2 separate regions of the Homo sapiens genome follow, and region 1 is linked to region 2. A link is a contact called in ENCODE Hi-C data. All regions are on one chromosome and are shown on one strand. Each heading gives the region's core, a stretch centred on a gene start or an enhancer-like site at or near the end of the contact. The rest is flanking DNA. Distances are from core to core; before and after follow the strand shown.

What was found. A loop is a pair of places that touch in the nucleus more often than their neighbours do. Pooled maps may share reads with other maps.
Region 1: a loop to region 2 is called in a map with no recorded cell type, with 5 times the contacts of the local background. The contact joins the enhancer-like site here to the promoter of LHFPL1 in region 2. A Hi-C loop is called at or near these places in 8 of 37 single-sample maps with no recorded cell type and 4 of 50 pooled maps.

Annotation. Positions count from the first base shown.
Region 1 is chrX:113,744,824-113,751,564 of GRCh38, forward strand. No RefSeq gene overlaps it. Among named protein-coding and RNA genes, the nearest start is that of XACT, 130 kb to the left of the region's middle. Within about 2 kb of position 2,653, at least 2 of the 41 ENCODE cell types and tissues checked have a DNase peak (open chromatin) inside an H3K27ac peak, as active enhancers do.
Region 2 is chrX:112,676,275-112,682,164 of GRCh38, forward strand. LHFPL1 (LHFPL tetraspan subfamily member 1) reads right to left here and starts at 3,664. Exons shown (of 4, transcript NM_178175.4): 1 at 3,555-3,664.

The DNA of each region.
Region 1 (6,741 bases), core at 1,403-3,902, 1.1 Mb after region 2:
TTCTTAAGAATCACCGACATCCCTGTTTTGTATATCATACTTGTATAGTTATAGTTGGTTAGAGTCCTCCAAACATTTCTGGCATTCACAGCAGCTTCAAGGGACATTCTTGAGACCCGCTCACTTCACTGCTGCAGATTGAAATAGTTAGGGAATCTTCTAAATGTTCCTGGGATTTGCTGTGGCTTTGGGATGACCTTAGGAGAACCACCTGCTTCAATGCTGAAGGCTGAATTCACTGGCTGTGGCTTCCTTGACCTTTGCTCCGCCTGTTTTTTCCTTTCAAATGTTGAATAACTTTCAATTCCCCCAACTAAAACTTTCATACTTTCCATATATAGAGTGGCTCTGATTTCTTGATCTAGCCCTAATTAATACATTAAACTTTATCCCTCTCCACTTTGTGAATTTAGTGAAACCCTTAATAAGATTTCTAAATTCCAATCTCTCCCTATTTGGGACAAATAGAAGCATCCTCTAAAGTGTTCACACTGGTTTGAATTAGTCCAAGTAGAGGTTGTAAGTATCTTTCTTTTTCTGTAGTAACTTCATCATTTCACACGGTAAGATGAGATCAAGGTGTTAAAACATTTACATTGAGATGATTGTTGCATCCACAGAACCTCATACTTCCTAAATTTCTGGAACATGTAGCACTAAAGCTCCCATTGTCTTTTTTATGGGTAGATCCTCTTTGAGCCTTGAAGACTAGGTTCAATGGCCTATAAGTTATTCATTTGCTTCTTACTAGTTTTAGCATTTGTGATTGCAAAGAATAATTCATTAGTTGCATAATTACTACCAAAAATAAATTATTCAATATATATACCTAGAGAAATTTTCTTCATAAAAGGTTAATTCTGTGTATCTGTTAATTCATGCCCATCTCAGAAAGTATACTCTGTCTGTTTGAAAGGACCATTTTGAAGATTTAATGAATCTTAAAATCTTCTTAAGTTCCTGAATACATTATTGACCAATCAAAACTTTGCTGAAATGTCCACTTACCCTCTGATACACTTAGGTACTTATCATACTTCAACAGATCTGATTGATCAAGATTATAGCTGAGACTTGGCTAAAATATTGGCAGATGTTTCCTTATAAAAGTTCACTTCTGAAGACATTACAGTCTTAAAAAGCTGTCATTGATATTTGAAAGACTACCTTATATAAGTGATGTGCTATTCTGATTTAATTATGAAAGCAAATGGAAAGCTAAGGGGTTTATACTCTGGAATGTGAAATAATGGTGTTAAGCCATCATGTCTCAGTTTTTTGGATATAAAGGAGTAAAAGTTTGTCTTGTTAAGCATTAAATGAATGTCAAAAATATGGAAACAGAAATTGGAATTTGGGGTTTGTTTGCTGCACCAGGTGGACTCCAGCTATCAGAACCAATAAAACACCTGTTGAATCCTTTAGAATAGGCATGTTATACATTTGTTTTGACCATTGGGACATAAGAGGCAAATACGACAATCAGCAACTTCACTGAAGGCATCACCAAGTTACACACTCCTATGAATTCTTCATGTAAATCTAGAATAAAAATGAACAAATTCATAACTGTTCAAGGTATGCAGAATTTCCAGACTTCCACATTGTCTCTTATTTGGCCTATAATCATCTTAGAAATACTCATAAAGCTCTGAACAAGTACTACAGTATAAGCTTTGGGAAGAAAGTTGAAGGTTAAAGAGTGTGTGTCAAGCGAACGTGCAAAATAGGTATTGTACCATAGACACTCCTTTTCTCCTGCTAAAAACATCCTTTTTGTCTCTAGCCATTCAGTATCCTCATGTTCCCTCAGCTACATCTGTGATAATAAATAGTCTGATAAACTCATCCATTCCAAAAAATCACTGATGTGCTGTTCAAAGGAAATTTTTAGCTAAAGAGAATTACTGGACAAGTAATGATAAAACCTAATCATTGCTAATAAATATTATTGGAGCAACTAAAATGGTACAAAAAGACATTTGGAGTCAGGGACACATTCCTAGTATCCTTTAAATCACAGCATATTTTACTTCTATGTAACACTGAGCTTGTTTATTTTTCTATTTCTTTTTATTTATTAATGTCTATGTTCTATTTATCTGAACTCAGATTTGGTATCAGCAGCCGACCTAGGCTTTCCTTACCAAAATAAGTTAACACAGGTGAGTGTCCAGATACTCAAGATTTACATACCAGGTTCACACATTGCTAAATCTAAACTAATTTTCTTTTTATTCTATTTCAAACTCCACTACTGAGCCACCCAGTGAACTCCATGTTTCCATTACAAAGCCAGTACTAGTAGAAAAGCCGTGACCTGTAAGAAGAGCTCAAAATAATGGTGGAATAAAAGGGAAAAAATGTCAAAAGAATTCATTAGGTTATAATAAAGTTGTGTAATAAGGACATCACTAAAATTCCACAAGAAATTCTTACATAAGAACATTCAAGGAAACACCTGTACACTACCTTCCTATACTTGTTCTTATGAGAGAAATAGTGATCCATGATTTATAAATCCAATAGTACTTAATACAGTCAGAAAGTTGTATTTATCCCATTATTCCCTTTGTAACTTTTTAATTCTCTCACTGCCTCTATCAGCCCTCAGGGGATACCAGCTGTGTTTCAGGACCCATAAAGAACCTGATTAGAGAAACAGGATATGAGAAAGCTAATTATAGATGAAGGCAATTCAAACTACAAAATAGCTACAGGAAAGAAAACATTTGGCCAAGATGAATTTGGCAAAATGAAAAAGTGCACAGCCATCTTCTGCTAGGCCTATCCCTAGGTAAGAAGAAACTAGAACCCACCCCCGACTACCTGCAAAAGGAAAATTCTTTGGGAAAATATTTTTAAATGTGTTTTCTAAGTCACACACAGAGAGATATTGTAATTACCCAGAGGAAATCTGGTCACTCAACTTCCTGTTTCTTTCTTATCTTTCACTCACAAAGTTACATAAAGGTAGGTGGAACTATCCAACAATAAACCAGACTGATAATTATTACAGTGTGCTTAATGACAAGTAAAAAGTGCACTTGCTCTAAGTCAGAGCTGCCAACTTGAGAATAAAGAAAAGATCTGAAGACAAACATAATAACTCAGTGATTAGACTGAGGGCAATGATGCTATTGCCATGGAAACCATTGAAAAGTACCCAAAATGTATTGTAAATACCATCTCTTTGTTGTATTACTTATTTATTTGTCAAAAAGCTCTCTAATGTGTTCAATAATATTAATTGAGAAGAACAAATATTTTAAAGGTTATGTCTCAAAATATTTTGTAGCCAATATTCTATGAACAAAATAACATGAAAAATTGGCAACAGGATGGCAGTAAATTCCGAAGTTTGGAGGTATGCTTAATTGACTTTGGTTTTGCCTGGAATTTCTTGACAGAGATATTGTGCCCTGGCAATACAAACATGCCTTATATATAACATGAAATAGTCTCTATGATTTGCATGTGCCAACATAGTATTTTCTAATGTCATTTAATTGCTTTTTTTTTTTTTTTTTTTTGAGACGGAGTCTCTCTCTGTCCCCAGGATGGAGTGCAGTGGCACTATCTCGGCTCACTGCAAGCTCCACCTCCTGGGTTCACACCATTCTCCTGCCTCAGCCTCCTGAGTAGCTGGGACTACAGGTGCCCGCCACCATGCCTGGCTAATTTTTTGTATTTTTAGTAGAGACGGGGTTTCACCGTGTTAGGCAGGATGGTCTCCATCTCCTGACCTCGTGATCCGCCCACCTCGGCCTCCCAAAGTGCTGGGATTACAGGCGTGAGCCCCCGCGCCTGGCATTTAATTGCATTTTTAACATTTCATACCATCGGCCTCCTTTCTTCTGTTTCTAAACAGAATGAACGTCCTAAAACAAGAAAATTAAGCAAGATATCTTCTGTTGCACAACCTGTTTTTGTTCATTACCAATTTAAATTAACTTGACAATCATTGAATAATCCCAACAAAGTGGTATTAGGTGCTGAAATAGCAATGGTGCTATTTAAAATTCATAGATGATGACACACAGTAAGTACTAAATAAATATTTTGGAATGAATGAATCTATTATTAAAAGTCCCACAATTAAAACATCTTTTCACAAATTCCAAATCTGCTCTTCTAGATCCATGAACCAACCAAGATTTTTTTTTTTCTTTTGGTCTATTTCACTACTCCAATTTATAAACAGACATGAAAACCCCAAACAGCTTTCCTCTCTTTCCCTAGGAGGGCACCTATCACAAATATCAAGGATTTTATTTGATTTTCACATTATGCCAAAGTAACACCAATAGCTTAGACTCAGAATTTCTACCTAACTTTAGTTGCACATAATGTCTCTTCCTGTCTTAGAGAAAAAAGATCGATGTCAGTATTGATTCACTTAACACTAAGGCCTGACAACATAACGTAATTGTAAAATAGCCTCTCCATCATTTCAACAAATTGGAGAGAAACATCTTCAAAAACACAGTTCATGAACACATTTAGGAACTCTATAAAAGAGGCACATATGTGTGGAGACAATTTTTGGAACTACAATTTTGTGATTCCATGGAAAAAATAGCTAAACTACGTTTCAACACTTGCAATTTTTAAATAATTACAGTTCCCACCTGTGTGCTAAGATTTCTGGTTGTAAAAATGTGGATGCTGGCTTATTCTGCAACAAAACTGAAACATAATAATGAGGACAATGGATTCTACTTCTAGGATTCCCCTCCCTTAGGGATTACAACTTCTTTTCAATGGTTCACTCCATTAATCCTTATACCATCCATCCAAGTTGGGCAGGAGGTAACCATATCATCCTGGTTCTATACACAGAGGAACTGATCTGCTGAAAGATTAAGTGATTTGCTTGCAATCAGACAATGAGCCAGAAATGGAGTGGGGCAAAGGAACATGGTGTGACAAAAAAGACTAAGGATAAAAAGCAATAAGGAAAGTAGGGAACCTGGTGTACTAGTCAACCCATTGCACTCAATTGGAGTTCTAAATGTATAACCAAACCACAGAAAAAAGAAAAAAAAAGTAATATTTGATGGAGAAGCAGTGCAAGAAGGTCTCATGATTATGAATTTTCAAAACTAAAGACAGCAATTTTAAACCACAATAAACATGCGGCAAGATAAGCTACCTGGCTGACACTGAGCTGCAAATTCAGACTCCCAATGCTTTATGTTTATGTCTCTTGTAAAGTTACTTACTACATATTCTGGAGGACTTTATAATTCCATCATCATGTCAACAAGTGCTTTCATTTGTGAACCAAGGCACATAAGACCTCTTAATCCCCAAACTGAATGTTTCCCTGTCTCTTCCATTTTATACCTACTTAATTGTTTCACCTCTTTCTTAGTCACCTTGGCTAGGCACTATAGATCTCAAAGCATTTTGGAGTTAGATAGAATAGCTTAAAAAATCACTTAGTCCTACGTTCTGCAAAGGATTAAGTAAATCAAATATCCCTCAAAAAAAAGTGTGTGGTCAAGTAAGTATGTAAAACACTTCGTTTTCAACTCCTTTTTAGAGTTTTACAGTACATGTAAATACATTAAGTGTTCTGACATGTTAACCTGTAAATAAACTGTTTCATTTGTTAAAGTCAAATTTTCAAAAATATTTACCCATCAAACCATTATTGTGCAAGTGTATCACATCTGTATAACACCTGTGGAACGTATTTGGGAACACATATAAAGTCTAACTCATTTATTTCACATTTTACAGAACACAGAGGGAGAAATAAATCATGCGCCCAAGGTCACAACAGCTAACAGGAACAGAGGCAGGATGTGCAGTGAGGTCTCCAGAATCCTAAACCTGTTTTCTTTCCATTAAGTCATTCTGTCTTTGACTCTTTCCTCACTTTTAACATATAAATCTGGCATTGTATTTTATCTATTATATCATGAATAGGTTTTCTGAAGAAAATATCCTCTTTCCATTCTCAATATCAATTAATTCTTTCTGTAGTTCTTAAACTTGGAAAATTATCAGAATCAACAGAAGGGCTTTTTATTTTTATTTTTGCCCCAGAACTGAGCAGATGGAGGAGCTTTTCAGAAGTAAAGATTCCTGGGCTTCAGATATATAGAATCAGAATCCCAAGGGTGGGAGCCAATATCACCTAGCTATGCATAAGTGATATTGGTGAGCCCTAAAGTATGAGAATTTATTCCTTTAGAGCAGAATTTAGTGGGTCTAACATCTTCCTTGGGGTATTTTTGAAAAAGTAGATTAAGCCTTGTGCCTAGAAATTCTAATTTTGTAGATCTGGGATGGACCCTGATAATTGGAAGTTAACAATAATTTTCCCCTTTGCCCCAGGTAATTCTGATATACATGGACCTTAGATGATGACTGCATTTGCCTGGACTTCTACATTGTTATCTTCTACATTCCATCCCATTCTACATACCATCTGGGAGTTATTTTTATCAAATATGAACATGGTGTCATGTCTCTGCTTAAAATCGTTGGCGAGGCTGGGCACGGTGGCTCACACCTGTAATCCCAGCACTTTGGGAGGCCAAGGCTGGTAGATCACCTGAGGTCAGGAGTTCGAGACCAGCCTGACCAACACGGTGAAACCCTGTCTCTGTCTCTACTACAAATAAAAAATTAGTCACGCGTGGTGGCACATGCCTGTAATCTCAACTACTCGGGAGGCTGAGGCAGGAGAATTGCTTGAACCCGTATGGCGGAGGTTGCAGTGAGCCG
Region 2 (5,890 bases), core at 2,414-4,913:
TGTATACTTCATGTATGTAACAGCTTTGTTTCCCTGTCCTGGAATATCCAGCCAAACAGCCACACTGGATTTCAGGAACCAAGAACTCACCCTGATGCTCTTGTAGAGTGGTCAAGTTACCAGGCATTGATAGGATTGCAGTTGAACCTCTCTCTTTAGGTGTCACATTATCCCTCATTCCTCAGGTTTTTAAATCTGCTAGATGGGCCGCAAGCCTGTTTCCGAGATTGGTTGTATGAGATGCAGTGGATGTTGCCAGAAAGTTGTAATAAATAGGATAAAAATATGAGTTCTGTTCTGAATTTGCTATCCTTACTAAAGCCTAATGTTTGCTCATCTTTAGAGATAATGCTAGCCATTCTAGCACAGCCTCGTGGGTAGAAGTCACCTCAACCTATATGATGCAGGAAACCCACCTAAACCATACATGGCAAATGGTTATCTCCATTACTTTTAAAGAACTCTAGGAAAGGGAAATCTATAATATCTCTTAGTAGCTTAACAACTCTCACCGTCAATAAATAATTTGTTATATGCCTTTATAAACTTTTCTTGTTGCAACCTAAGGCCAGATCCTTTTGTTGGGTCCTCAGAGGTAATGGAGAACAGCTAGCCACCATCTTCCAAATGAGAGCCCTTCATCAACTCAGATTGCTAGCAGGAGACCTTTAGCCTTTTTCCCCATAATGAGCATTCTCCCTCTCCCTGTGGTGTCCAATTGCCAAGCCTTTAATCATTTGTTCTCACTTTTTTCACTTTCTTGTATACCTACTAATGTATGGGCACTTACAATGAAGTATCAATGAAAGTGAAACGTTGCTTTTATATTTCTCTTGGTGGAGAAAAACAAAGCTATTCCTTCCTGTATCACCTCCTCCCCAGTACCCACAGAAAAAGACACAAATCCTTTTGTTTCCACTTGAGCTTGTTGTGCAACTTCTGAGTTAAGGAAAGCACTGCCTTTCCCAGGGTAAGAGGGTACAGGCAAAACAGTAAGCAAATTAAAGACTAGAACATGAAGTGGTAAGAAAGGGAGTCAGTGACTTAACAGCTGCTGAGGGAAACATGCCTGCAAGACTGCTGGTTTAGGACTGGTCTGTGAAGAGCAGCTTTCTTGGCACTGGTGTTGGCAAAGGAACGTGAACAGGCCTTTCTCCTCACGCCCCCAGACAGTGTGCATTGTCTTCCTGCCAATCCTGTTACAAATACATCTTACTCAGAGTTGAGACTTCCCTAGGAAATGAATGAGATATGCAGGCATATGTTTCCAGTGGGTAAATAGAGTCCTGCTCCAGAGAAACGTGTTGGACCGATGTGACTCCTTATATCAAGTTGGGTATATAAGCAGCCTGACCATGCTAGATCTTTCTGTTTCAGACAAAGCTTCAAAAAAAAAAAAAAATACTGCTACTCCCCAAACATTTCTCTCCTCATGTTCTGCTACCTGTCTCCCTCAGGGGTTTCTTCTCCTCTGGCTATCTCCATTATGAGAAGTGCTCTGAGTTCTCCTGTGCCTGAAATCATCTCATGATGTACTCACTCATCTTGGTGACTCTAAGAAGATCTCTCTTTTGACTTGTGTCTTTTATTTCAAATTCCTCAGATTTCATGTTTGCTGAACTTCTTTCTGGGCCTTCTTCTTCCTTCCCTCCTTTTTTAGTTTGGGGTAGAAAGACCAGCAAAACTGTGTTGGGTGAGTTTATGTGTTTATTTGCATCTCTCCATCCAGAGGTGGGAATGCTCACAAGCAGGTAAGGCATTAAAAGGCAGGAAGCCAGAGACTAAGTGGAGAGAAAGGACTAACTGAGCAATTGATAACTTTGAAATGATCAACTCTAAATAAATATATTTGACCATGCAGAGACAAAGAGAGCTCATAAAAAGAACCTCCACATCAGGCCCTGGGCTATTTCCTTTCTCCAGAGTTTGAGACTGGAAAGGTAGGAACTGGAATAACCTCCCCAAATTTCATATGAGCTTCTCTCTCCTTCCCTCTCCCCAAGATGCTGCTCCTTGAGCTCCCCATCTATCCTATGATTTTAAAAGTGAGGTACCAATGAGAGATCTTCATCTCAGTTCTTATTCTGGCTAGACAGGTGCCATCATCTTCAGTGATAAGCTGGTTGGCTACGAGTTCTATCTCACACTCTCAGCTGGTTAGAAACTACCCCTATCAAGATCCCTGGCAAGACATTGTTAAGCCCTAAACCCCAGCCCTGTTATTGTTGCCCATTAGTCTCTCCACTCCATTGTATAAGCTGGGAATAAAATGTCACCACAGCTGACCACTTCTATTGAGTGAATCTGGCCCATATGGGAAGAAGATGGGCTGATTGCTTTTCCAATCACTTCAGAGAAGTTGAGAGGCAGCATGGTATATCAAGAATGTTTGTCTCAACAGAATCACTTTCAATGCTTGTTCAGAATCACTTTCAATGCTTGTTCAAAATGCAGACTATGTCACCCCCTCCTTGATTCACTGAATTCGAATTTATGGGAATTCATATTGTTAAAAATCCTCAATTTATTCTAATGGGAACTAATGATTGAGGAATACTGTTTTAGTGGAAAAGTCACAATTTTGGAATCAGATCAGAGACAGAGTCCTGAGGTCTGCCCCTTACAGGCTATATGCACATAAAAAGATCACTTAAAACCTCTGAGTTTTGGTTTCATTTATAAAATGGAAATGATTAAGCATAAAATTCAAGTGAAACATCTGCACTATACCTAACACCAGAGTAGGTATCAATTCTCTCCCTTTCTACCAGAAAAGACCCTATTCTCTCATAAGTAATGGAAAAGACTTGAAACCACCTAAGATTTAGAACATCTCTCCTTTCCCCTTTCTCTCCCCACAACCACTCCATGGGTGATTTTTCCTCACCCCTAGGCTTCATTCTATTTTCAGTTCCCCACCACAAAATGAAACCACTTGGCCAAGTGTTCTTTGCAAGAATGGATTTATAGTTTAAGTATTTCAGGTTCTTCTGGAAATTGTCATGCCTTGGCACATAGTAGGAACTCATAAATATTTACCAAATGGATGCATTCTTTTATTTCCAGCCTGAGAGGCCTCAATATTTGCATTTCAGTTTAACTTCATTACCCCATTTCCGTCGCATAACCCCTTAGATTTAGGCAAATCCAGGAGATCAACCTACCACATTAGCAAACCGGATCCATTTTTACTTGTATAGACAGGTCATAACAAAATCACTCTCTCCACTCCCAGAAACAGGCACTTCATCTCCTCAGGTTACCAACTCCCCTGGGGAAACCAACTAGCACTTAACCCTTAGGTCCTCAAATCTTGTCAATATGAAATAGGAATCCAGCCCTGATTCATCTTAGCCTCTGTGCAAACAACGGACTATGAAGAAATAAAAAAGCACCAGGCTGCCCTCGGGTAGAAAACGGCTTCTCTGAGCTTTGAGATGAAAGGACAGGAAACCTGAGAAAGGAAGGGGAGAAGGGGGGGCTGAGCAAGGGGAGAGCAAAGCAGTTTCTTATCCAGCTGTTTGAATTGCATTTGGCCCAAGTTGCATATTTACCTTCTGACCACGAAGGCTGACTGACTTGTTCCCTCTCTTCAGGCTCAGATCTCAGAAACAACTTCTCCTTACAGCTTGTTAGACAAGGATGGGAATACTAGCTGCCCTTTGCAGTGATGCCTGAAAACCTTGCTTTACCTTTGGGAGAAAGGGGCGGAGTCCAACCTAATGGGGATTAACTCCAAACACGCTGGAGGCTTCAAACCCAGCCTCAGACATACAGGCACTTGAAATAGAAAGTAGCTTAGTGGGCACAGAGTCCCCAAACCTCCAACCTCACAGCGGACAAAGCAGCTCTGTGTGTGTGTGTGTGTGTGTGCGCGCGCGCGCGCGCGCGCGCGTGTGTGTGTATGTGTGTCCGCGCGAGCGCGCGCGCATGCGCGCAGGCATGCCCGCGCTTGAACTGCGTTATCTTACTTCCTCACTTGCTGCCCAAAAGCCTGCTGAGGAACAGAGATTTTCTCTAATTTTCCTCCAATGCCCTAGATAATCTCTACCATGGTAGGTAGCAGACCCATGTGGCTAGAAGTGACTGAGAGAACACATGCCTAAATAGAATAAGACAGAACAACCTCTTCTCCCCAAACTGATTTCCATTGCCTGATGGGGAAGATGCTCCAGCAGAGCAATCTTTGGCTCCAAGATGTAATGAGCTTACATTTCAGAATTTGTGGAAATCATACATTGAAAGGAATAACTAATATATTTTTATAGTAATAATACAATCAAAAGTCAGTGTTTAATTTATCCCAGTGCACTAATAACTGCTACTCTGCTTGGGAAAAGAGCTGAGTGGTCTGGAGATGAATGGAGCTTTGCCTGATGTTCTACTCCAACCCGATGTCATATTTCCCACCTGTGAATGTCCCTGACACTTCATATTTGGGGAAACTTATTATCTTCTACCTAGTATCATTATTATTATTATTATTTTCGTACATGTCTCTTTTCCCCTCCTAGATGGCCTGTGAATGGGGAACTTTGCTGAACAAATCCAAATGATTTAGAAGGAAGAATGGTTACATTAACAGAGCACACTGGACTGATCCAAAGTATCCATGCTTCTCTGATGGCCCAGTTCCCTCACCAGAATGCTACAAAGGTGATTAGGCCTATTTTCTAGCATGTTGTGGCAATAATTCAAAATATGACCGTAAATTAACATATTAATTGTACCGTGATTATTTAATGAACTTACAAAGTTTCTCCTGCCTTCTGTGTATACCACCTGTGTCCTGCCTTTTATCAGTGATATGATCCTATATTCATGCATGTATTTGTCTATCTAGCAACTTTCCATCAGCAATTTTTACCGTTTTGTTCTACAACACAGTGATAAATCCATTCCCATCTGTAATCATGGCTTACTGAGGCCATCATGTTTCTGGGGGAAGCACAGATGACTCCTTAGGTGGAATGTTAGACTTTTGGCAGTGTAAGCCCCCCAACTAAGTTTTATAACCTCCCAGCTGTCATTCCCTTAAGAACCATTGCTTCAGACATAGGATTATGTAAAAAGAAATGTTAGGCCCTCCTTCATTAAATATAGGTTAATATTAACTGACACGTAGTAACTGTGTGAGATACGGCTGAAAATGTTGACATATAAAAAATAGATGATCCCCACTCTATGCACAGCAGTAAATATTGCCCTTTGCTTAGTGACTACACCTGTCATTTGGGGAACCTATCATTATTTGAAACTCTAAGAAGAATACCATTTTACTTTCCTCTTTTATCCTCTTTTCTCTATAGACACTTAAGTGTATAATAAATAATAATCTAATTTATTGGACAAAATTTTATTTCCTGTTCTTAACAGTTGAACGCTCTCTCAGAAAAAAATTGCTTGCATCTTGTGGCTCTTGATATGTTTTCAATTAAAAATGCTCTTCAGCCTTGCTTTCGTAAGATTATGTGGAAAGGCTTGAGAAAGGAACACTTCTTGTAATGTATTTAGGGGACAGGATGGTGCTAAAATGGGTATTGGAAAGGAAACTAGGGAATACCTAAATCCTGCCTTCAATCAGTCTGGAATAAGAGATTCTGCAAGGGTAAGATATGGGTAACAGGTGATTCTGATATATACCCCCATCCCCATCCTTCATTTGCCAAACACTGTTGTATACAATAGCATTTCCCAAATGAGATGAACACCCCCACAGCATTTTGCAGTCTAGACAAGGGGTCAGCAAGCCGGAGACTGTGCATGCCAAATCCAGTAGGCTGTCTGTTTTTGTAAAGTTTTATTGGCACACTCCCACTGTTTATTCACTTATGTATCATCTATGGCTGCTTTCATGCTACACTTGCAGAGTTGAGTAGTTGTGACAGAG